Linked DNA regions of Homo sapiens: regions 1 and 2 are each linked to region 3. Evidence: chromatin contacts called from ENCODE Hi-C or POLR2A ChIA-PET data. All regions are on one chromosome and are shown on one strand. The core of a region is the stretch at or near the end of the contact, and the rest is flanking DNA. Distances in the headings are between cores, read along the strand shown. Region 1 holds the start of PAPOLB (poly(A) polymerase beta). Region 2 overlaps FOXK1 (forkhead box K1). Region 3 overlaps AP5Z1 (adaptor related protein complex 5 subunit zeta 1).

What was found. A loop is a pair of places that touch in the nucleus more often than their neighbours do. ChIA-PET counts read pairs that join two places held with the same protein, here RNA polymerase II (POLR2A). Pooled maps may share reads with other maps.
Region 1: a loop to region 3 is called in a pooled map, with 4 times the contacts of the local background. The contact joins the promoter of PAPOLB here to the enhancer-like site in region 3. A Hi-C loop is called at or near these places in 4 of 168 maps with a recorded cell type or tissue (heart right ventricle, ovary and posterior vena cava) and 3 of 50 pooled maps. POLR2A ChIA-PET finds 5 or more read pairs at or near these places in 2 of 52 experiments (RWPE1 and activated T-cell).
Region 2: a pooled map shows a loop between it and region 3 (2.2-fold over the local background). The contact joins two enhancer-like sites. A Hi-C loop is called at or near these places in 1 of 50 pooled maps. POLR2A ChIA-PET finds 5 or more read pairs at or near these places in 4 of 52 experiments (A549, WTC11, activated CD4-positive, alpha-beta T cell and 1 more).

What each region holds. Positions count from the first base shown.
Region 1 is chr7:4,860,030-4,863,290 of GRCh38, forward strand. It overlaps PAPOLB (poly(A) polymerase beta), which reads right to left and starts at 2,001. Exons shown (of 1, transcript NM_020144.5): 1 at 1-2,001. The coding sequence starts at 1,781. All of the region lies in intron 2 of RADIL (Rap associating with DIL domain), which reads right to left. RefSeq lists an enhancer at 1,244-1,856.
Region 2 is chr7:4,710,973-4,714,296 of GRCh38, forward strand. The region is part of intron 1 of FOXK1 (forkhead box K1); the gene reads left to right. Among named protein-coding and RNA genes, the nearest start is that of FOXK1, 30 kb to the left of the region's middle. RefSeq lists an enhancer at 296-828. Within about 2 kb of position 1,844, at least 11 of the 41 ENCODE cell types and tissues checked have a DNase peak (open chromatin) inside an H3K27ac peak, as active enhancers do.
Region 3 is chr7:4,791,407-4,794,584 of GRCh38, forward strand. AP5Z1 (adaptor related protein complex 5 subunit zeta 1) reads left to right here. Exons shown (of 17, transcript NM_014855.3): 17 at 1-2,991. Among named protein-coding and RNA genes, the nearest start is that of MIR4656, 4.4 kb to the left of the region's middle. RefSeq lists a silencer at 828-947 and enhancers at 1,338-1,417, 1,522-2,196. Within about 2 kb of position 1,290, at least 10 of the 41 ENCODE cell types and tissues checked have a DNase peak (open chromatin) inside an H3K27ac peak, as active enhancers do; they include heart right ventricle and ovary, where a contact is called at or near this core.

The DNA of each region.
Region 1 (3,261 bases), core at 751-3,250, 69 kb after region 3:
ATACTTTCGTTTAATGCAACCCCTGAACTTTCATTGGTATTCACCTGTTGCAAGGAAAATTCAGTAGCCTGTATGTTAGCCACAGATGCTGTCATTACAGCCAAGGCAGGACTGTTTCTACCCTGAGAACTGCTAATCAATGGGCCTGTCTTCATAGTGCTAGTAGATGAAGGCACAGACATGCTGTTTTCACAGCCTGCAGACAAGTCAAAGCTGCTGTCGTTCAAATCTGTCAATCTTCTACCTTCTGTTGAGTGTGCTTTCTTGTCCTGAAGCACATGATGAGGCAGCAGCTGGTGAAGTTCCTTTCTTCTTAAATGCATTGCAGTAATTTTCATACCCATCTCAAACATCTTACTATTCACTGCTTGCCTATAAACAGTATCTGTGAAAGACTGGATATCATAGGTGAGATCAATGCTGAGAATTTCAGAATTATCTGGCTTTTTTAGCCCTAACCCAATCACCCACATTGTACGAAATTCTTCCATATCAGGATTTTCTTTGGGTGCTGGAAATGACTGTGGATTCACATGTGCCAGTGTAATAAATTCATTCTTCTCCAAGCTCCCAACCAGGATTCGGATCTTTGATTCCACCAAGCCCACCCATTCTAAATGTTGTTTTTCTGTTGATGCACTTGCCAGAAGTACAATATAATGCTTGTACTTTTGAAAGAAGCTTGGAGCTTCAAAGAGTTTGGACCACTCTGCCTTACTTAGCAAAATCTCGTGTGTGATAGCAAGCCCCTGTTTAAACTCCTCAATCATGACCATCCTGGTTGAAATAGACACGTTGTATGTGGAGTTCTGCTGTGGGTATGCTGGTGTGATGATAGGCATAAGATGGTACCTATCACTGGGATTTACTCTTGGGTCCCATACAGGCAAATTAAGATTCCGTTCTTCAGGCTCCTTCAGTAACACTGGGTTTGGCCATTCCCATTCTGAAAATACCAAGAAGAATTTCCGTACAAGAGTTGACGCTACTGCATTTGGATAAAGCTGACAAGTTCTTGCTACTAGCATGGCCCAGGAAACACCTCCGAGGAAACCTAATATATTGGAATAGATATTGTGGCACTTGGCCCACAGTTTGATGGCTCTCAGAGTCAGCCTGAAGTTGTCAATGTTTGGCACTAGATGTAAAATTTCATCGGTTACCCGGCAACCATTAAGGCTTCTTATGCATCTAATGTCTAAATTTTTAAGTAGACTGTCATCTCTTAAGTCCAAATCTTCTGGAATAGTCTGTAGTGCTAATCTTGCAAATAAAATATCAATCTCTATCCCATCAAAACACAGTTTGATAACTGGCACAAATGCCTCCTCGACAGCCCTTAAATCTTTCACTTCCTCCTGTAGTTTCAGTTTAGCATAGAATGAGGTGAAAAAGTCGCTTCGATCCACATGACTTGGTGCAACGCACAAGGCGTCAATATCTGCGCCTTTCGTATGTACTCCTAATCTGTAAGAGCCAAACGTAAAAATCTTTCCTCCAACGTTTTCAATTACAGACTGGGGAAGACTCTTGCTTTCACTGATTTCGCGTATCCATTCCTTTACCAGATTATTTAATTTTTCCAAAACTAAAATCCTGCGCTGCAGTTCCTCTTCCTCTTCGAAGACCCCGAAGGGCCTGAGGGTTTCTATTAGCCTCTGGGTGAGGAGGCAGTCCGTCTCCTTGGGGACCGCTAGACTGATAGGCGAGGAGACGCCGTAGCGATTCGGCGGCGGCGCCGGCTGCGGTGGTCCCTGGGTTGTCACCGGAAACGGCATCATCTTTCAGCGCCCGCCCCGCCAGGGCACGTCCCCCACCACCGCGACCTTCGCGGCCGCCGCCCGGGTCATGATCCGCTGAGGCGGAAGGGCAGGGCTTCTAGCTGCCCTGGTCCGACCCCACTCCCACTCCCGCTGCGCGCCCGCCGCTTCAGGAGCTTCTCCTCCTTCCCCTCAGCCCCAACATGGCGCCAGACCCCTCAGCGGCTGCGTTCCAGAACCTACCGTACACGCGCGGGCGCCTGCGCACCCGCCGCCAGCGCGAGGGCTCACGGGAGCCACAGCGTTCTGGGCTGGGGCTCCTACCGCTGCGCGGGGGGCTATACATGGGGGTGGGCAGGATTCACGTTGTTGATGACCGGCCAAACTCAACCCTTTATTGCCACTATTTTACATATTTGCCCAACTTTACCCATCTAATTCTTTGCTCTCCAAGTCCCTTGACATCGCAGATGTGCATCCTTTTTGGGGGCACCCTCAGCACTCTTCACCCTAGCGTGCACCCTTTGGAAGTCCAAAGACCCCTTCGTGGTGGGAACCCGCGGTGGAAAGCAGCTTCTGTCTTGTTTCTTGGGCCGTTGCTGGACATTGGTTTAGCTGGGGCAGCATTTCGAGGTCGACATTTGTGTTCTGGCCATGCTTTAAGGGCGCGATACTGCTGTCCTCTGGTTCCCGTTGAGAATTCCGCAGCTAGGTGAACTACTGCTCGTCTGTCTTTTCTTATGGCAGCTATAAAAGTGTCTGTCCCTAGTGCCCTGTGATCCCACCACTGTGTGTCCAGGCATAGATTTCTCTTTAATAATCTTACCCAGGCTGGGCGCAGTGGCTCACGCCTGTAATCCCAGCACTATGGGAGGCCGAGGCGGGCAGATCACCTGAGGTCAGGAGTTGGAGACCAGCCTCAACATGGAGAAACCCCGTCACTACTAAAAATACAAAATTAGCCGGGCGTGGTGGTGCATGCCTGTAATCCCAGCTACTCGGGAGGCTGAGGCAGGAGAATTGCTTGAACCTGAGAGGCAGAGGTTGCGGTGAGCCAAGATCACACCATTGCACTCCAGCCTGGGCAACAAGAGTGAAACTCTGTCTCAAAAAAAAAAATAAAATTAAAAATAAAAATAAAAAATAAAAAATATAATCTTACCCAGGATACACTATGATTCCCGAATCAGAAGTCATGCTTTTTATGATCTCCAGAAGCTTCTTGGGCACTTCCTGGGAATATGTTCTCCCACTTGTCTCCTGATTCTCTTCATCTAGACACGTTGTCAACCTTCTCACTCTGTCCTCCATGTCTCTTAAGCCGTGTGTCTTTCTGGGTGATGCCAGATTACCTCCAAGTCCTCTCTTCAGTTGTATTTAGTCTGCTGTTTAAGCATCATTGAAATATCCACTTAAATACTTATATTTCACTATTTTGTTCTTTTCCAAGCTTCTCTGCCTTTTAGATGGCATTCTGTTCTTTCATGTTTTTCCCCCTACC
Region 2 (3,324 bases), core at 594-3,093, 80 kb before region 3:
GCCACTGGGTTCTGGGAAGCCCCATCACGGTGCCTGAGCTTCACGGAGTTGCAGAGCAGCCTGGCTTTAGAGAACGCTTAGAGAAGATGGAGATGGATGGAGACGGCTGTCCATCAGCTGTGCAGGGCCAAGCTGGGCCTGGATCCTACTTAGTCTCTCTGACTTCTTCTACTCAAGCATGATGTCCGTTCCTGATGCCTTGCCCCGGGCAGCATGTGCCCAGCTCTGTTCAGGAAGCGTTGTGCTGGTGTGCCCTCCTGGGTCCCGACACCTGGGGGTGTTTTCACAGGGTGGGAAGGCTGAGTGTCCTGGGAAGCGTCCATGGGATGTATCAGTCAGGGAGGCTGGGCGCAGTAATAAACACGCCCAGAGTGGAAGGGCTTCCTGTGAGAGGGTGTGGCAGTCCGGGGGTGGGTCCCAGCCAGCCGCCAGCTCTCCCTGGAGTGATTCCTGGATGTTGAGGAGGGAGAGATCTGGAGTTAAGGAAGATGTGACTTTCTCAGTGGCCCTCAGACGTCTTGGCAAGTGAAGAGTGTGAAGAGGTGTGCCCCATCCCATGGCCACTGGAGAACTGGCAGAAGCTCCTAGAGCAGTTGGATGGGGAGATCAGAGTGGGTCTCAAGAGTGCCACTCCTCGGCATTGTGTGGATGGGCGGTAGTGAGAATAATTACTAAGGGCGTCATACCCTCTCGTATCTGCATCACCCATAAGGGGTGGGCAGTGGTGCTGCCGTGTCTTGTCAGGAGGCCAGCTCTGTGTCACCCACCAGGCTGGGCTCAGCCACAAGTCGGCAACGTAGTGCCTCCAGGGCAGATGCCACGGACCGTAGAGAAGCAACGCAAGGTCAGAGAGAAAAGATTGCGGCCGGCCGGTGTCAAGGCGGGGGACCTGTGAGCTGGGCCTGGAGCTGAGGCAGAACTTGATGGACTATGACTCAAGGTTGAGATGGGGCAGGGACTCCGGGGGAGGGGCAGAGGGCAGGTGCCGCCGAGCAGGAGGGAGGACGCGGCAGGTCACAGAGCCCACCAAGTCCGAAGCTGGAAGTTCAGATTCTTTGATATTCAGAGGTGGATCATCTGTGCTTTTTTTTTTTTATCAGTCTCTCACTTTTTATCCATCATCTAATTGTGACAGCTTATTTGCCTTTATACCATAAGATGGGGAGTAGGGTTGAGATGAAATCCAAGCATCGTTTCCCTTCCCCGATGGTCGCCTCCCTGGGGTGAGACGTTCGACGTGTCAGACTTCACCAAGAGCATCTCCCGCCTCGGTGCAGTAATGGACTTGGAAACGATTTACTCCGGCACTTGGTTCCTGTCTCCATAAATGCGGCTGCTTTAAAGGGAATGTAAAAAGGGCTGTAAATTGGTATTGATTGCCGGTGGTCTTGAAGAACCCCAACTGAGGATTGACCGTTCCTTGGAGTGAAGGCTCCGCATTCAGACGCCTTTCGCCTTACGTCATCATAATTGAGAAGGGAAAGGAGACGTGTTAGTTTCAGTCTGATTATTTACCATCAAGGCATAAACACTTCTCAGAGGCAGCTGAACCCATTTGTCCTGCCCCGCGCGCTTATTTGAGAAGGAACACGGAGAGTTGTTAGAATCAAACCACCGCTCTCTGAATTCTGGGTGTATTATTGCAGTCTCGAAAAGACTGGTCATGTTTGTCTTTAAGTGTACCAGCGATCAGGCTTCTCATTTTACACCTCAAGGGTTTCCGATCCTCTTACCTCGCTCATCTGTTGCCCTCTCAGATAGGAGATACTTGGTTCTGTTTATGCTGCAGAGTGTGTTCAAATCCGTTTATGATTAAATACTGCTCAAACAGCCAGGGCAGGGTTTATTGACACACAGCGGCGTGATGAGGATGGAGTGGTAGGGGATGAATCATTGCTCTCTGTTCTGTTTATTTCCAGTTGACAAGAGGTGACATTTATTTTTAAATCGTGCTCAGAGCTCTGTGACTTCTGCAGAACTCCAAACGAGATTTCATTTTTAAAATACATTAAAGAGGGGCGATAATGACCAGTGCCAGCAAAGGGGGCATGCCTTCTTCCTGGCCCCCTTAGGCCGATAACTCCACATCTGGAGCTCATAGATAACTTTGGTTCAGGTCATTTAATCCAAGTACATTTGTGGCTTGAAAAAAGAATTCTTTTCCTGCCCTATTAATTTGCTAGTTACTTACATTTTGAAATAGTCAACAAAGTTCATAGCTGTGGTCACAGCCCATTGTGTAATTTTAAAGTCGTTGAAAATTATTATTTCTTTTCTGTACTGATCGTAACAGTGCTCTGTGCCAGGCCCCAAGCTAGGCTCTGGGGTTGGGGCGGGCTGGGATTCCCGCTCACTGAGATTCCCGCTCACTGGGATTCCCGCTCACTGGGCTTGGTGTCGCGGAAAAAACGAAGGCAGAGAAAGAATTAGACCACGGTGCAGCCACTGCAGCTTCTGGGCCGGGAAAGCCCTGCGAGGTCAGCTCCCTAAACAAGAGAATTTGCATAACCACCGTGTTTTTTTTTTTGTTTTTTTTTTGAGGCGGAGTCTTGCTCTGTCGCCAGGCTGGAGTGCAGTGGCGCGATCTCGGCTCACCACAACCTCCCCCTCCTGGGTGCAAGTGATTCTCCTGCCTTAGCCTCCCGAGTTGCTGGGATTACAAGCACGTGCCACCACGCCCAGCTAATTTTTGTAATGTTAGTAGAGACAGGGTTTCACTGTGTTGGTCAGGCTGGTCTCCGACTCCTGACCTCGTGATCTGCCCGCCTTGGCCGCTCAAAGTGTTGGGATTACAGGCGTGAGCCACCGCACCCAGCCCCGTGTTTTCTTTTGAGTTTTTTCTTTTTTTCTTTTTTTCTTTTCTTTTTTTGGAGACAGAGTTTTGCTCTTGTTGCCCAGGCTGGAGTGCAGTGGCGTAGTCTTGGCTCACTGCAACCTCCACCTCCCGAGTTCACGTGATTTCTCCTGCCTCAGCCTCCCAAGTAGCTGGGATTACAAGCATGCGCCACCACGTCCGGCTAATTTTTTGTATTTAGTAGAGACGAGGTTTCACTGTGTTGGTCAGGCTGGTCTTGAACTCCTGACCTCGGGTGATCCACCCACCTCAGCTTCCCAGAGTGCTGGGATTACAGATGTCAGCCACTGTGCCCAGCCTCTTGATTTCTTACCCATCTTTAAGATGGTTTTTAAAGTTGTCTATTTTTGAGCCCTGAAAACTGGCCCGTAACTCCCAAATCTTGTCACCTTTACAAGACAGAACAAGGAGAGAACAGAGATCATCTTTTCATGTTGACCCTATTTTCACTGTGTGTGTCTGTTTGTTTG
Region 3 (3,178 bases), core at 40-2,539:
CGGTGCAGATTAAGAGCCTGGGCAGCCAGCTTGCTACTGAGGCCAGGCTGATAGGAGCTCAGGAGGGCGCGGGAGTCCTGGGAGAGGAGGCAAGGCCCACGGTGGGCTTGGCACCCTCACAGACACGCGGGGCTGGCCCCCCTGCTCACCCTCTGGGCTTTGTCTCCGAGCCTTTTGCTCCCAGGCAACACTGAGCTGAGCTGAGGGGTGCCATGGAGCGGCTCTGATTGGAGGCTTGAGGCCCTGTGGCTGGGTCGGGTGGAGGCTGCTGGGTCTGTTTCCTAGTCTTTTGTTTTTGGACAGTTGATGGGCAAGAAGAGCTGCAGTAAAAGTAAATCTCCTTTAATAAGCGTCTGTATGAAGAGTGCGCGATCAGTTCCGTTACCTGCCCTGCACCCTGGGGAGAGGACCAGGGATGGGAACCCCTGGCAGCTGCTGCCAGTCCTGGAGGCTCAGCCCGGCGTGCCACTGCTGCTACAGAAACCAGGTCATTTGTGCACAGCCCGGAAGGCAGCGGCGCGAGTTCCCGGGTGTGGTCACCGCTCTGGGTGGTGCGCTTGTCAATGCCCCTTTTGATGCCCTTGAATAGCCTGAAGATGAAGGGGACCGGGGGAGGGTTGCAAGCGCCATGGCCTATGCAGGCTGCGGCCTCTGGCCATTCGGAGGGAAGGCCCCAGGGAGCCACCTGAGTGGAGCTCAGAACACTGGATTCGCGCGAAGGGGAGGTGTCTGGGCGTGCGGCCCCAGCCCCGCCACCTTCCTGGGCCCTGTGGTCCCACCCTCCGGACTACCAAGGCACAGCTGTGTCGCACGTTCCGCCCGGTGCCTGGGACGGGCTCAGCCGCCAGGGGGCGCCGCCGCCCCGAGAGCCTCACGCCCCGCCCCCAGGCTCAAACTCTTCCCCCTCCCCACTCTGGCTCCGCCCCCGGTCTCCTCTTTTGCTCTGGCCCCGCCCACCTCCCCTCCGGCCTCGGCCCCGCCCCCAATCCCCCATAGCTCTGCGACTAAGAAACCACAGGCTGAAGGCGACTGCAGGGTCCTGCCCCTTGCCCAGCCTCAGGACTATGGAGGGGGCGAGTGACGCGCAAGGAACGGAGCAGGGGACACCGTGCGGGCTCAGGAGCTCCCCAGATGCCCGAGCCGAACCGCGGGGTCCTCACCGCCAGGTTCCAGCCCAGGAAGCGCTCGCCTGCCCCACAGCCTGGGCCTTGGGTCGCGTTCCGAGCTCCAGGACGGCTGGTGTCCCCCGCGGCCTGCGATGACAGCCCAGGGCCGCTGAGCCGGGGCCGCAGGAAAGGCTGGCGCTGGCAGGCGCTTCCGTCGGCAGCACTGTGTTTGTGTTTCCACGTGGAAACAGCAGCGCACGTGTACAACTGTGCATACCAAGGCGTGCGTGCCAGTGCGCGGGTCTCGGGATCACTTCCCAGTGCGGTGCACGACCCCGCCTGCAGCAGTGGGTGTGGGGGCGCTGCTGGGCTCATCCCGAAGCTCAGAGAGCGTGGGGCTGCCCCTAGGCTCGGAATGAGTCTCCCACTGAGTCCGCAGCTCCCCTCCTGCCCTGGGGCGGGGCTTCCCTGACCTGAAGGCGTCGGGGGTGTCCTGGCTCCCAGCTCCCAGGCACTCGTGGGGCCACCGCCCAGGCCAGCTGGTGCTAAGTCCGCAGCCTGTGCAGCAGCGCCCGGCTTAGGACTGGGAGTGTGACTTGAAGGGCCGTCCCGCTCATCCAAGGGACAAGGAGGAGCTCATGGCCACAGGGCCTCGGAGGGCATGACCCCAGCCCAGGGAGGAGCAACCTTCAGGTGGCCTCCAGGAGGCAGCTGGGAAAAGGGCAAAGCTCACCAGCTCTCAACTTTTTTTTTAAATAAACTGAAATTTTAGAATAGTTTTTCAGATTTACAGAAAAGATGATAAACCTTAGAAACATTATATGCTAAGTGAAAGTGAGAAGTGACAGCCTGCTGGCAGTCCTCACAGCCCTCGCTCGCTCTTGGCGCCTCCTCTGCCTGGGCTCCCACTTTGGCAGCACTTGAGGAGCCCTTCAGCCCGCCACTGCACTGTGGGAGCCCCTTTCAGGGCTGGCCAAGGCCGGAGCCGGCTCCCTCAGCTTGCGGGGAGGTGTGGAGGGAGAGGCGCGGTGGGAACCAGGGCTGCACGCGGTGCTTGCGGGCCAGCGCGAGTTCCGGGTGGGCGTGGGCTCTGTGGGCCCCGCACTCGGAGCCGCCGGCTAGCCCCGCCAGCCTGGGCAGTGAGGGGCTTAGCACCTGGACCAGCAGCTGCTGTGCTCGATTTCTCACTGGGCCTTAGCTGCCTTCCTGCGGGGCAGGGCTGGGGACCTGCAGCCCGCCATGCCTGAGCCTCCCCCCTCCCCTCCGTGGGTTCCTGCGCAGTCCGAGCCTCCCCAACGAGTGTTGCCACCTGCTCAGGGCACCCAGTCCCATCGACCACCCAAGGGCTGAGGAGTGCCTTTGGAGCAGGGCACGGGACTGGCAGGCAGCTCTACCTGCAGCCCCTGTGCAGGATCCACTGGGTGAAAGCCAGCTGGGCTCCTGAGTCTGGTGGGGACTTGGAGAACCTTTATGTCTAGCTAAGGGATTGTAAATAAACCAATTGGCACTCTGTATCTAGCTCAAGGTTTGTAAACACACCAATCAGCACCTTGTGTCTAGCTCAGGGTTTGTGAATGCACCAATAGACACTCTGTATCTAGCTACTCTGGTGGGGACTTGGAAAACCTTTTTGTCAACACTCTGTATCTAGTTAATCTGGTGGGGACATGGAGAACCTTTGTGTCTAGCTCAGGGATTGTAAACGCACCAATCAGCACCCTGTCAAAACAGACCACTCGGCTCTACCAGTCAGCAGGATGTGGGTGGGGCCAGATGAGAATAAAAGCAGGCTGCCCGAGCCAGCAGTGACAACCCACTCGGGTCCCCTTCCACACCGGGATGCTTTGTTTGTTCGCTCTTTGCAATAAATCTTGCTGCTGCTCACTCTTTGGGTCCACACTGCCTTTATGAGCTATAACACTCATCGCAAAGATCTGCAGCTTCACTCCTAAAGCCAGCAAGACCACGAACCCACTGGGAGGAACGAACAACTCCAGACGCGCCGCCTTAAGAGCTGTAACACTCACCGCGAAGGTCTGCAGCTTCACTCCTGAGCCAGCGAGACCACGAAC